3 separate regions of the Homo sapiens genome follow, and regions 1 and 3 are each linked to region 2. The links are chromatin contacts, found by Hi-C or POLR2A ChIA-PET in ENCODE. All regions are on one chromosome and are shown on one strand. Each heading gives the region's core, a stretch centred on a gene start or an enhancer-like site at or near the end of the contact. The rest is flanking DNA. Distances are from core to core; before and after follow the strand shown.

Region 1 (3,771 bases), core at 1,056-3,555, 1.3 Mb before region 2:
TAACATTGGTGTTCACTACTACGCTATAATAGTTGCCTAGTTGTGTCCTTTATATATCTATACACACATATATATACATATACACACACACATACATACACGCACACCTACATATGTATAAATATTTGTCATGTTCACTTTATAAATTTGGTTTGATAATTTCCTATTTTTGTCAAAGTATTTATTCTACATATCAATATAACTTATGAGTGAATATTCATAGGTCTTGATAAGTTATAATAGGCACTAAATAATTTCATATGACCCAATGTATTTAATGTGAGTAGATGTTAAGATACCAGCAGAAACACTCATTTCACTGTCTGCAAAGACTAAAAATACTACGGCACCCATCACGGAAATTAATGTACAACATTAGGTAGAGTGTGCACTAAAATATGAGACATGAAACATAAAAGGTGATAAAGCATTTTAGGCTAGAAAACGAATCATTTTAAAGATTATGTAACTATATATTTATTATTTTAAAACAACTAACTGAAACTTGAATTAATATTTGATTTGGGAAACCTATGAAAATATAATAATTCTGCAAAATGGAATTTGAAAGTATGGAATCTTGTGCATTTAATACATTGAAAAGAGAAAGAGGCTGGGCGCTGTGGCTCACACCTGTAATCCCAGCACTTTGGGAGGCCAAGATGGGTGGGTCACAAGGTCAAAAGATCGAGACATCGTAGCTAATACGGTGAAACCCCGTCTGTACGGGTGAGACTCCGTCTCAAAAAAAAAAAATTTAAATACATATATGTATTTTTATATGTAAAATAAATAGAATTTTTATATGTGTATGTTTATATGTAAATAACATATATGTATTTTTATGCTAAAATGCACTCTCATTTTTTTTTCACCCTTCACCTGTTATCAGATGTAATTCCCAGTTACGAAAACAGAGACCCAAAGAGACAGTGGATAGACCTTGGTTTACTCAGATACCCCCATATGGGCTCATCTTCTCTTGGGGAGCCTCCAGTCAATAAGTTTCCTCTCTGGGCCCAAGAGAAATCAATTCAGTTGGCCAGGAGAATTGCCAAGCACATATTATGTTAAAAATACTCTTCCAAATAACTGAGAATAAAGACTTTACAGACTAAAGGCCAGGAGCGGTGGCTCACGCCTATAACCCCAGCACTTCATGAGGCCCAGGTGGGCGGATCACATGAGCTCAGGGGTCCCAGACCAACCTGGCTAACGTGGTGAAACCCCGTCTCTACTAAAAATGCAAAAATTAGCCAGGCATGGTGGCACACGCCTGTAGTCCCAGGTACTCGGGAGGCTGAGGCAGGAAAATCGCTTGACCCAGGAGGCGTAGGTTGCCGTGAGCCGAGATCGCGCCATTACAATCCAGCCTGGGAAACAGAGACTCCATCTCAAAATAATAATAAAAATAATAATAACGATAGTATATTAGTAATTAATAACTTAGACAAAACACAACATACCAACTCCAATAAATCCAGCACTTGGATTTGTAATTTATCTCAAGAAATGTGCATTAGGATAATAAAGGAAAATAAATTTAGATCGATACAAGCAGAACTTTGCGTTCTTTTAAAGCCAAGCCTCAGCCTTCCACCCCCCACCGCCCAGGGTCTGACCCCATAAATTCTCTGGAACTCAGCCCATGGTGCATCTCTGCCTCCTGGGTGACTGGGGAGCGGAAATAAAAATTACGTTCCAGTGAAAGTCAATATAAAATTGTACACTCCGCACAGGCACAAAAATGCATCTCATTCCAGTTTCCATCACCTACGCAGACAACTCCAGCTTTCGCTTAATTAAATACAAATTTTAATCGTCCGGATTTCAGAAGTTCCTGGATCCAAGAGCTTCCTTATACCGTCGCCCTCTCCCATCCACCAGGTCCCAGCGCTCCTCCCGCCTCGTCGCAGGACGCGCCTCCATCGCTCGCAGAAACGTTTTCAAGCAAACCTTTCCCATCTTAAGCTCCGATTCCAATATAAGGGGCCCACAGGTCTCTAATTTTTTACTTAGCTAGGCTCCAAAGGACACCATAGAGATTCAAGGGAATCCAAAAGTGAAGAATCGAGTACTGCTGGGCGACAAACAGGCCTAAAAAAGTCGCTGGGACGCGCCGAGGAGAGGTCCGGCAGTCCGACCCCTAGGCCCCGCCCATCCCGCCATTGTCCCCGCCCATCCCGCCATTGTCCCCGCCCATCCCCGCCATTTGCCCGCCCATCCCCACAGTTGTCCGCGCCCTGCCCCTGCCCTTGCCCCTTGCGCCGCCCCAGTGCACTCGCGTACGCGCAGGTTCCTGCCGACCCGGAAGCGGATCTCGCGGGGCTACTGGCGCTCTCGGGTGAGTCTCCGTCTTTCGGGTTCAAGCCTGCGCCTCGCGGGCCACAGGTTCCCACGCTCCGCTGTCGGGTTTTGGGGTCGCCCTGTAGGTTAAAACCCCGAACCTGCTCATTCCTCTCGCGGCGTGGCCCTAAGACGTTCCCAGTCCCGTCGCTCCGAGAGGGTCTAGAGATCTGCGTCCATTTCGGATTAAAATCGTTCTGAAGTGGGTACTGGCCCCGACCTTTTTGCTTTAGGTCAGTGTGGACACCGACCGCCCACCGCGTCGTTTCTCTGCTTAAAACTCTTCTCTGACTCCCTCTTCCCTCCCCCTGGTAAAGCCCTCACTCGGGGTGGATACACACCCTTCGCCCTTCTCCAGGGAGAACAGAGGGGAAGCAGAAATGGAGGATAAAGAGGGAGAAATGCGCGAAATTAGAGAGCCATCAGAAACAATAGCAGGGACTGAAAAAAAGGATGCTACCAGGATGGGGCCAAACACTCTGTCAGAGAAGGAGAGGAAGGGAAGCCAAATGAGCAGAAAGGGACAGGAAAACGCCGAAATGGGAAAAAGAAAAGGAAAGAAACAGAAGGTGGAAGAGAAACATTTATAGAGAGGGGGAAAAAAATCACATAATGGTGGAGAAAGGGGGGGGCACCCAAATCCATGTGAGTGTGGATTGATTTAATATGGAACATTAAGTTGTGAAGTACTGATGTATGGCTCTATAATTAATTTAAAATTTGCTTCATTGTTTGTGCAGAAGAGCATGAAAATTGCAAAACTACGGTGTGAGGCTTCTGCGTTTTCTAATTATTACATCAGAAGCAACCCTTATTCAGCCAGAGGGTTAACTGACTTAGCTCAGTTAATTCCAGCTCACCCTCTTCCCTTTCTCTGATCTTGAGGAGAGTCAAGAAATGGGAAGAAACTGTGACACCGTATGCTGCTTTTGCAAACAGACATTAACAATATTATTCCCTCCTTTTTTGTGTGTGGCTTGTGTCATTTTCTAAATTTGACGTGTATTCAACTTGTCTTAAATGTAATTCCATAATTTATTGGATTTAAAAAAAATTTTCAAAGTATTTTCTCTTAAATGTATTGTTCAGCTTATGAGGTTTAAATGCTTTCTTTTGCTTTCTTTTATTTATTTATTTATTTTTTTGAGACGGAGTCTCACTCTGTCACCCAGGCTGGAGTGCAGTGGCTTGATCTCGGCTCACTGCAACCTCCGCCTCCAGGGTTCAAGCGATTCTCCTGCCTTAGCCTCCCGAGTGGCTGGGATTAAAGGCATGCGCCACCATGCCCGGTGAATTTGTATTTTTAGCAGAGACGGGATTTTCACCTTGTTAGCCAGGCTGGTCTCGAACTCCTGACCTCAGGTGATCTGTCTCCGCCTCTCAAAGCACTGGGATTACAGGCGTGAGCCACCGCGCCTGGCCTAA
Region 2 (3,506 bases), core at 582-3,081:
CCAAATCTGTCCTGAAGGTTTCTATTTAAAAACTTTTTCTTCCTAGGTCCACTATTCTCATTGTACCCATAAAAATCAGAGTAATTCAGGGTGACGAAGTGGTGTCTTTACCGAGGAGTCTTGCTCTGTCGCCCAGGCTGGGGTGCAGTGGCGCGATCTCGGCTTACTGCAACCTCCGCCTCCCGGATTCAAGCGATTCTCCTGCCTCAGGCTCCCGAGTAGCTGGGATTACAGGCGCGCGCCACCGCGTCCGGGTAATTTTTGTATTTTTAGTAGAGACTGGTTTCGCTTTGTTGGCCAGGCTGGTCTGGAACTCCTGACCTCAGATGATCCGCCTGCCTCGGCCTCCCAAAGTGCTGGGATTACAGGTGTGAGCCACCGTGCCCCACTTCACTTTCTTAAATGTTGTGTTTAGAAGCACAAACTTAAAAAAAAATCAAGTCCACTTTATTAATTTTATTTTGTTTTGTGGGTCATCCTTTACTCTCCTCTCAGAATTAACTCACGTCCATGAGGATTATCTCCCTTTTCCTTCTCTAAGTTTTATACTTTCTCTTAAACTTAGATCTATGATCTATTTTGAGTTAACTTTTGTGTATGGTTTGAGGGTCCTAACTCATTTTTCTGGATGTGGATATCCAATTATCCCAGTGCCGCTTGTTGAAAAGACTATTCTTATTGAATTGTCTTGGCACTTTTGTCAAAAACTCTTAACAATATTTTTATACTCTCAATTCTGGCTCTGCTCTTCCCATTGGCACCTTTACTAAAAGTGGCCTTTCTAGGAGGCCCAATTCCTTTAGTCTGTCGTGGCCAGGCTCACATCGTAATTCATTCTCAAAATCTCTTTTCTCTCCTCTCCTCTCCTCTTTTCTCTTCTTTTCTCCTCTTTTCTCTTCCTTCTCCTCCTCCTCTTCCTCCTTCTTCTTCTTCTTTTTTGTAAATAATAATCATTTTTTCGAGGCCAGGCGCGGTGGCTCACACCTGTAATCCCAGCACTTTGGGAGGCCGAGACAGGCAGATCACGAGGTCAGGAGGTCGAGATCATCTTGGCCAACATGGTGAAAGCCAGTCTCTACTAAAAATACAAAAATTAGCTGGGCGTGGTGGCGCGTGCCTGTAGTCCCAGCTACTTGGGAGGCTAAGGCAGGAGAATCGCTTGAACCAGGGAGGCAGAGGTTGCAGTGAGCCCAGATCTCGCCACTGCACTCCAGCCTGGCGACAGAGCAAGACTCCGTCTCAAAAAAAATTATAATTTTTTTCTTTCTTCACCACCCGCCCCCCCGAATACCTGCTATTTTTCTGTTCTTAAAAACCGCTTCCTGCAAGCTAATTTTCGCCAGACGCTTTCCCGTGGGTGTCTGCCTACCTGATGTGTTGCCTTTTCCCTTTCTACCTGATCTGTTACCTTTTCCATTTCCAATTCATTCTCTGGGATACCTACACCTGGCTGCACTGTTACTTGTCTTTTTCAAAACCTTTTTTTTTAAATTTAACAAAGTGGATGGAAAAGCGCTAAAGGCAATTTAGCTTGCCCCATATTTGCCTGATAAAGCCTGAGTCTCTGAAAATCTGCCCCCTTTCGCAAGACTTTAAGTGCCAGGAAACGAGGCGATTTCAGTGACTTCTCTTCTTCCCTGGCTCCTGGCTCAAAAACCTGCCACTGCCTTCTGTGCGTCCAATTTTCAAACATGGCTGCCGTCAGGAGCCACGGCTATGGGCGCGGCCATTTTACAGAGTAGGAAATGCCGTAAATGCGCTTGTCCTTGCTCTTTTAAACATTTTAGGTTCTCCTCGGCCGCCGTAGGTGGACCATAAACCCGTGCGAGGACTCCAGAAGTAGGAGCAGTTTACGGAAGTGTAACGTTGAGGCCCTTCTTGTGTATCTGGAGAAAATAGAGGTCAGTGTGTGGTTTTGTCCCTGAAAGTTTTTTGTCCTAGTTCAGGTTTTGTCTCAGTGGAAGGTTTGGGAGATCTGAGGACGTGGTGTACCCTGGACCACATAGTTTTTGGCAGGAAGACTGGGGAGCGCCGGGGTATAGGCATTTGGGAGGTACCTGGTGGGAGTCTGTGATCCCCCTGTCTGTGGTCCGCGTGCCTTTGGTGTGAGTACAGTGACTAAGGGTCTGTAGTGATCAACGGCCGTGTCCTAACTGTCAAGGTATGGATCACTCTGCTTGTAAAGGATGGAGGTGGCGATTAGGATCGATGCGGCGTCTGCTTCGGGTTCAGGATTTAATTTGGAACTCAGTGATGTTGGAGTCTGGGAGGATGTCCATCGCTGTAGAGTGTCTGGTCCGTGGTTCGGATGAGTAAGAGGCATGGGGCCAGTGTCTGTGGTACAAAGGCTTGTGAGGGCTGAAGCTTTCGAGACTTTGGAGCCCTGGGTCCTGGGTTGAGGTTCGAACCTCGGTTACTGGGGCAAAAGGCGACACAGCCCCCAGCATTAGTTCGAAACCATATATCTACTCTTCTGATCCTTGGGGTGGCTATTTACAGATCGGGGGGTCAAGTTCAGTCATACCCTCCGATTATATATTGTCTATGGCTGCAAAGGCAGCGGTTGAGTTGTTGTGACAGAGACCTCGTGGCCGGCAAAATCGAAAATGTTGCCAACCTCTGCATTCACTTCTTTTATTTTTTATTTATTTTTTTTATTTTTTGAGACGGAGTTTCACTTTTGTCTCCCAGACTGGAGTGCAATGGCGCGATCTCGGCTCACTGCAATCTCCGCCTCCCGGGTTCAAGCGATTCTCCTGCCTCAGCCTCCTGAGTAGCTGGGACTACAGGCCCACGCCACCACGCCCGGCTAGTTTTTGTATTTTTAGTAGAGACAGGGTTTTACCACGTTGGGCAGGTTGGTCTCGAACTCCTGACCTCAGGTGATCCGCCCACCTTGGCTTTCCAAAGTGCTGGGATTACAGGCGTGAGCCACCGCGCCCGGCCTTCACTTCTTAATATATAGTGAGTGTTGCTTGCCCGCCTTATATTCACACTTTCTTAACAGAATCTCCATTTCGTGAAGTATTCATCCCTGTGGCAAGGCGACCCAAATCCCAGTTTCTTAGTAAGGCCTTGTTGGTCTTAGCCAATCTTGCTGGTTCCAATTGCCATTGCTAGTGATAGGTTTGACATGGAAATGAGCTTAGGCGTATGGTGCAATTCTAGCCAACTATGTATGTGAAAATCTGCCTGGGAGTTTCTGAGGGAGCATTTTCTTTTTTAAATATGTAATTTCTTGAATCTCTTTTTCCATGTTCGTGATGATATCGCCTGAAAATAACATTAATTTTCTGTCTTACTTTGTAATGCTTATAATTCATTCTTATCTTAATGCATTGGCTCAACTTTCCAGTATAAAGTAGGAAAATAGGGTGTTAGTGGACGTTCTTGTTTTATTACCCACCTGTAAAATTCACCCGTTGTGTTGTCTGGAGTTAACACCTTTCCTGGAGGTAAACTGTTTGGTATGGTTGATCTCTTCCTTTACTTTGTTAATTTTTCTA
Region 3 (3,763 bases), core at 1-2,500, 1.4 Mb before region 2:
CTTTTTAGATGTAAATCTGCTGAGCCGCTGTGTACCTTAAATAAACATCCTCCTGTCTCCCCCATATCAGTCTCTCTAGTCCTCAGTTTCCCGCAACACCATCTCTGCGCCTCCTCTGCTCTCCCCGTTAAATTCTCTCTTCTCTGTTATACCCCCTGTCCCCACTCTCTGGCACCCCAGATCCCCAGGTGTCCTCCCTGCTGTGGTTCTCCCTCTGTTCTCTTTGCCACCAGCACCACTCTGCTCTGTCTGCCCTGGCTCCAAATCCCTCCTCCTCTCCCTCACCCTGATGAGCCTCCCTCTTTGCTGTCCCTCTCCCTACCTTGCTGTCCTTCATCTCTCTGTACATCTAGCTTTTCTCTACATTTCTCTAGTTGCTTTTCTCCTCCTGCTTATCTTTTTTTTTTTTTTTTTCACTTTTGCTGTCTCTTGGCAAATCCCTCACCCATCCTCTACTTTGCCATCTGTTATGGGCCTTTCTCATTCTTCTTTTCTCTGTCTCAGGTTTTCTACTGCTGTCTGTCTCCCGATCCCTTTGGCCCACACAATCACAGGAGGGTTTGGAGTAAGACGCCTGCATCCCGGAGGAGCTTATTTTCCAGGGGCTGGAACTGGGCAGGCAAGAACACCCCGTGTCACAGGACAGAACCCGGGCACCTCCCCTAACGCAGGCTCAGGGCAAGCTGTGACTGCGGATGGGAGACCTGGGGAGCAGCAGGGCCCGGCATGAGGAGGGACGTGGGGGGCGACGGCGCCTTAAGACAAGGGTGGGGTTTGTAGGATCCCAGGACAGGCAGAGAACTCGGCCTCCCCGGGACCGGAGCTGCGACGCTGCGCTCTAGGGGCCGACGAGGGCGAGGCTGGGAGGCGCCCAGGGCGGGAATTCACCTCTCGGGTGAGGACTTTAAAAAGCGCGGGGCGGGAGGAGTCAGAAAAAGGTTTAGAGCAGGAAAACTACGCGATAGAAAGTGTATATATTGCCCTATAGCAGAAAGATCCGGAACGGGACCAGCCTCAGGGAGACTTTAAACCCAAAAGGAAGTGACCCCCGGGCTCTCACGGGGACGTCTCAATTTGCTCTGGGCGAAGGAAGACGGGTGAGAATTTCCAGGTCTGTAGGGACCCCACGTCCCAGGGACAGAAGCGCCGGGGACCTGGGAAGAGCAGACTTCATACAAGATGGAGCGAAACTCACGCGCCGCTGAGGGACCTTCACTCCACGCGATCTGCTTCCGGGTTTGCGCGCGTCTGAGCGGGGAAGGACAGAAGCCAGGCCTGGGCGGGGCCTGCGAGGAGGTGGGCGGGGCCTGGGCCAGGTAGGGGTAGAGGCGGAGAGACCTTGCCCTTTAGTACCGGCAGAGGGCGGGGCGGGGCTGGGCTGGGGCGGGATCTGTGCGTCTCTCAGCCTCCCTCCCACCGCCTCTGTTTTTGGGTTTTGGAGGCGAGATGGCCAGGAAGGCCGATCCATGATTCAAAAGCCCTGGAATTGTCTGAAACGCGGATGCAAAGTAGAATGTGAAATGCAAAGCCCTGCTTGGGCAGAACTTACAATGTCATGCTGACGGCCCAGAGAATAGAATAGAAATCCTCTCCCTTTCTATTCTCCATTCACTCCGGAGGGAGAGTCCACCCTGTGCTCAGCTGCAGAGACTTCCCTAAAGCCACCGCCTGGGATGCTGGACGGAGTGCTCAGGCCAGCGAGGAGTGAGGTCACCACCTGCCGGATAAACACAGCAAGGATGCGGACGCGGGCGCGGGAGCCTGAGGTCCCATCTACTCAGGAAGCAGGGCGGGAGGATCGCTGAACCTGGGGGTCCAGGCCAGCCTGGGCGACAAAGTAACACCCCCTCCCGCAGGGCTCCCTTCCTCGTTTCTCTCTTTCTCTCTTTATTTTTCGTTGTTTTTTTTTTACGTTTTAAAATAAGAGGTTGATTGTATGAGATAGGGATCCAACATTGTTCTTTTCCATGTGGATATCCAGTTAGTTGTCCATTCCACATTTGTGGAAGAGATCTGTTACTTTCTTTTATGTATTTACTTATTTCTTTTCTTTTGTTTTGAGACAGAGTATTTCTCTGTCATCCAGGCTGCAGTGCAGTGGTGGGATCTCGACTCACTGCAAGCCTCTGCTTCCTGGGTTCAAGTGATTCCCCTGCCTCAGCCTGAAGGGGGCCTGCCCCTCCACACCTGCGGGTGTTTCTCATCAGGTGGAGATGAGAAACTGAGAAAAGAAATAAGACACAGAGACAAAGTATAGAGAAACAGCAGTGGGCCCAGACAACCGGAGCTCAGTGTGCGAGTACCCGCACCGGCGCTGGTCTCTGAGTTCCCTCAGTATTTATTGATCACTATTTTTACTATCTTTGTGAGGGGAGTGTGGCAGGGCAACAGGGTGATGGTGGCGAGAAGGTCAGCAGGGAAACGTGAGCAAAGGAATCTGTGTCATGAATAAGTTCAAGGAAAGGTACTGTGCCTGGATGTGCACGTAGGCTAGATTTATGTTTCTCTTCACACAAACATCTCAGTGTAGCAAAGAGTCACAGAGCAGTATTGCTGCCAGCATGTCTCACCTCCAACCACAGGGCGGTTTTCTCCTACCTCAGAATAGAATGAATGGTCGGCTTTACACCGAGGCATTCCATTCCCAGAAATGAGCAGGAGACAGAAGCCTTCCTCTTATCTTGACTGCAAAGAGGCCTCCCTCTTTCACTACTCCTCCTCAGCACAGACCCTTCACGGGTGTCGGGTTGGGGGATATAAGGTCTTTCTTTTCCCATGAGGCCATATCTCAGGCTGTCTCAGTGGGGGGAAACTTGGACAATACCCAGGCTTTCTAGGGCAGAGGTCCCTGCGGCTTTCCGCAGTGCATTGTGTCCCTGGTTAACAGAGAATGGAGAATGGCGATAACTTTTACCGGGCATACTGCCTGCAAACATATTGTTAACAAGGCACACCCTGCACAGCCCTAAATCCATTAAACCTTGATTCAATACAGCACATGTTTCTGTGAGCACAGGGTTGGGGCTAAAGTTACAGATTAACAGCATCGCAAAGCAGAACAATTTTTCTTAATACAGATCAAAATGGAGTTTCTTATGTCTTCCTTTTCTACATAGACACAGTAACAGTCTGATCTCTCTTTCTTTTCCCCACATTTCCCCCTTTTCTTTTTGACAAAACCACCATCGTCGTCATCACCCATTCTCAATGGTCGCTGTCTCTTCGGAGCTGCTGGGTACACCTGCAGACTAACAACAGACAGAACAGGAACACAAGGATTAATATGAAATTTACAATAGTGGAACTTGCGATGGTTTTAACCCAAGTGACCGGGTTAAGATTTGCGAGGCCATCAGCAGCTTTCGCGATTGCCTCAGTTCCTGGCACCAAATTTAAATGGGTTTTTGATGCCTCAAAAATTTTTCTTTTAATTTTGAAATGTCTAAAGTAAGATCATCTTCTCTTCCTTGTAGATGGCATCTAACCATGTCCCAATGATGCTCAGACTCATTATAGGCTTAGGATGTAATACAAAAATGTGACATATTCCAGTCACAGTGTAACCAGAAATGATGTTTCAAGCTCGTGAGCCTATCTCCCATCCAAACAACATTGTGTCTAAGGTCATTAATTTGATTTGCCAATTTTTGATCAATACCAGATTATGAATTCCACAATCTTGTAGAATTCTTTTGCCAATAATTAAAAAAGTTTACTGTCTGAGCAGAAGAGTACAATGAAACTCCTGCCACAGAGGCCGTAG

What was found. A loop is a pair of places that touch in the nucleus more often than their neighbours do. ChIA-PET counts read pairs that join two places held with the same protein, here RNA polymerase II (POLR2A). Pooled maps may share reads with other maps.
Region 1: a pooled map shows a loop between it and region 2 (11-fold over the local background). The contact joins the promoter of ZNF677 here to the promoter of ZNF350 in region 2. A Hi-C loop is called at or near these places in 4 of 50 pooled maps.
Region 3: a map of CD8-positive, alpha-beta T cell shows a loop between it and region 2 (29-fold over the local background). The contact joins the promoter of ZNF525 here to the promoter of ZNF350 in region 2. A Hi-C loop is called at or near these places in 1 of 168 maps with a recorded cell type or tissue (CD8-positive, alpha-beta T cell) and 6 of 50 pooled maps. POLR2A ChIA-PET finds 5 or more read pairs at or near these places in 1 of 52 experiments (CD4-positive, alpha-beta T cell).

The regions. Positions count from the first base shown.
Region 1 is chr19:53,253,407-53,257,177 of GRCh38, reverse strand. It overlaps ZNF677 (zinc finger protein 677), which reads left to right and starts at 2,305. Exons shown (of 5, transcript NM_182609.4): 1 at 2,305-2,344.
Region 2 is chr19:51,985,165-51,988,670 of GRCh38, reverse strand. ZNF350 (zinc finger protein 350) reads left to right here and starts at 1,831. Exons shown (of 5, transcript NM_021632.4): 1 at 1,831-1,901. RefSeq lists enhancers at 1,665-1,904, 1,491-2,366.
Region 3 is chr19:53,363,192-53,366,954 of GRCh38, reverse strand. ZNF525 (zinc finger protein 525) reads right to left here and starts at 1,250. Exons shown (of 4, transcript NM_001348156.2): 1 at 1,196-1,250. RefSeq lists silencers at 853-912, 1,313-1,362 and an enhancer at 953-1,202.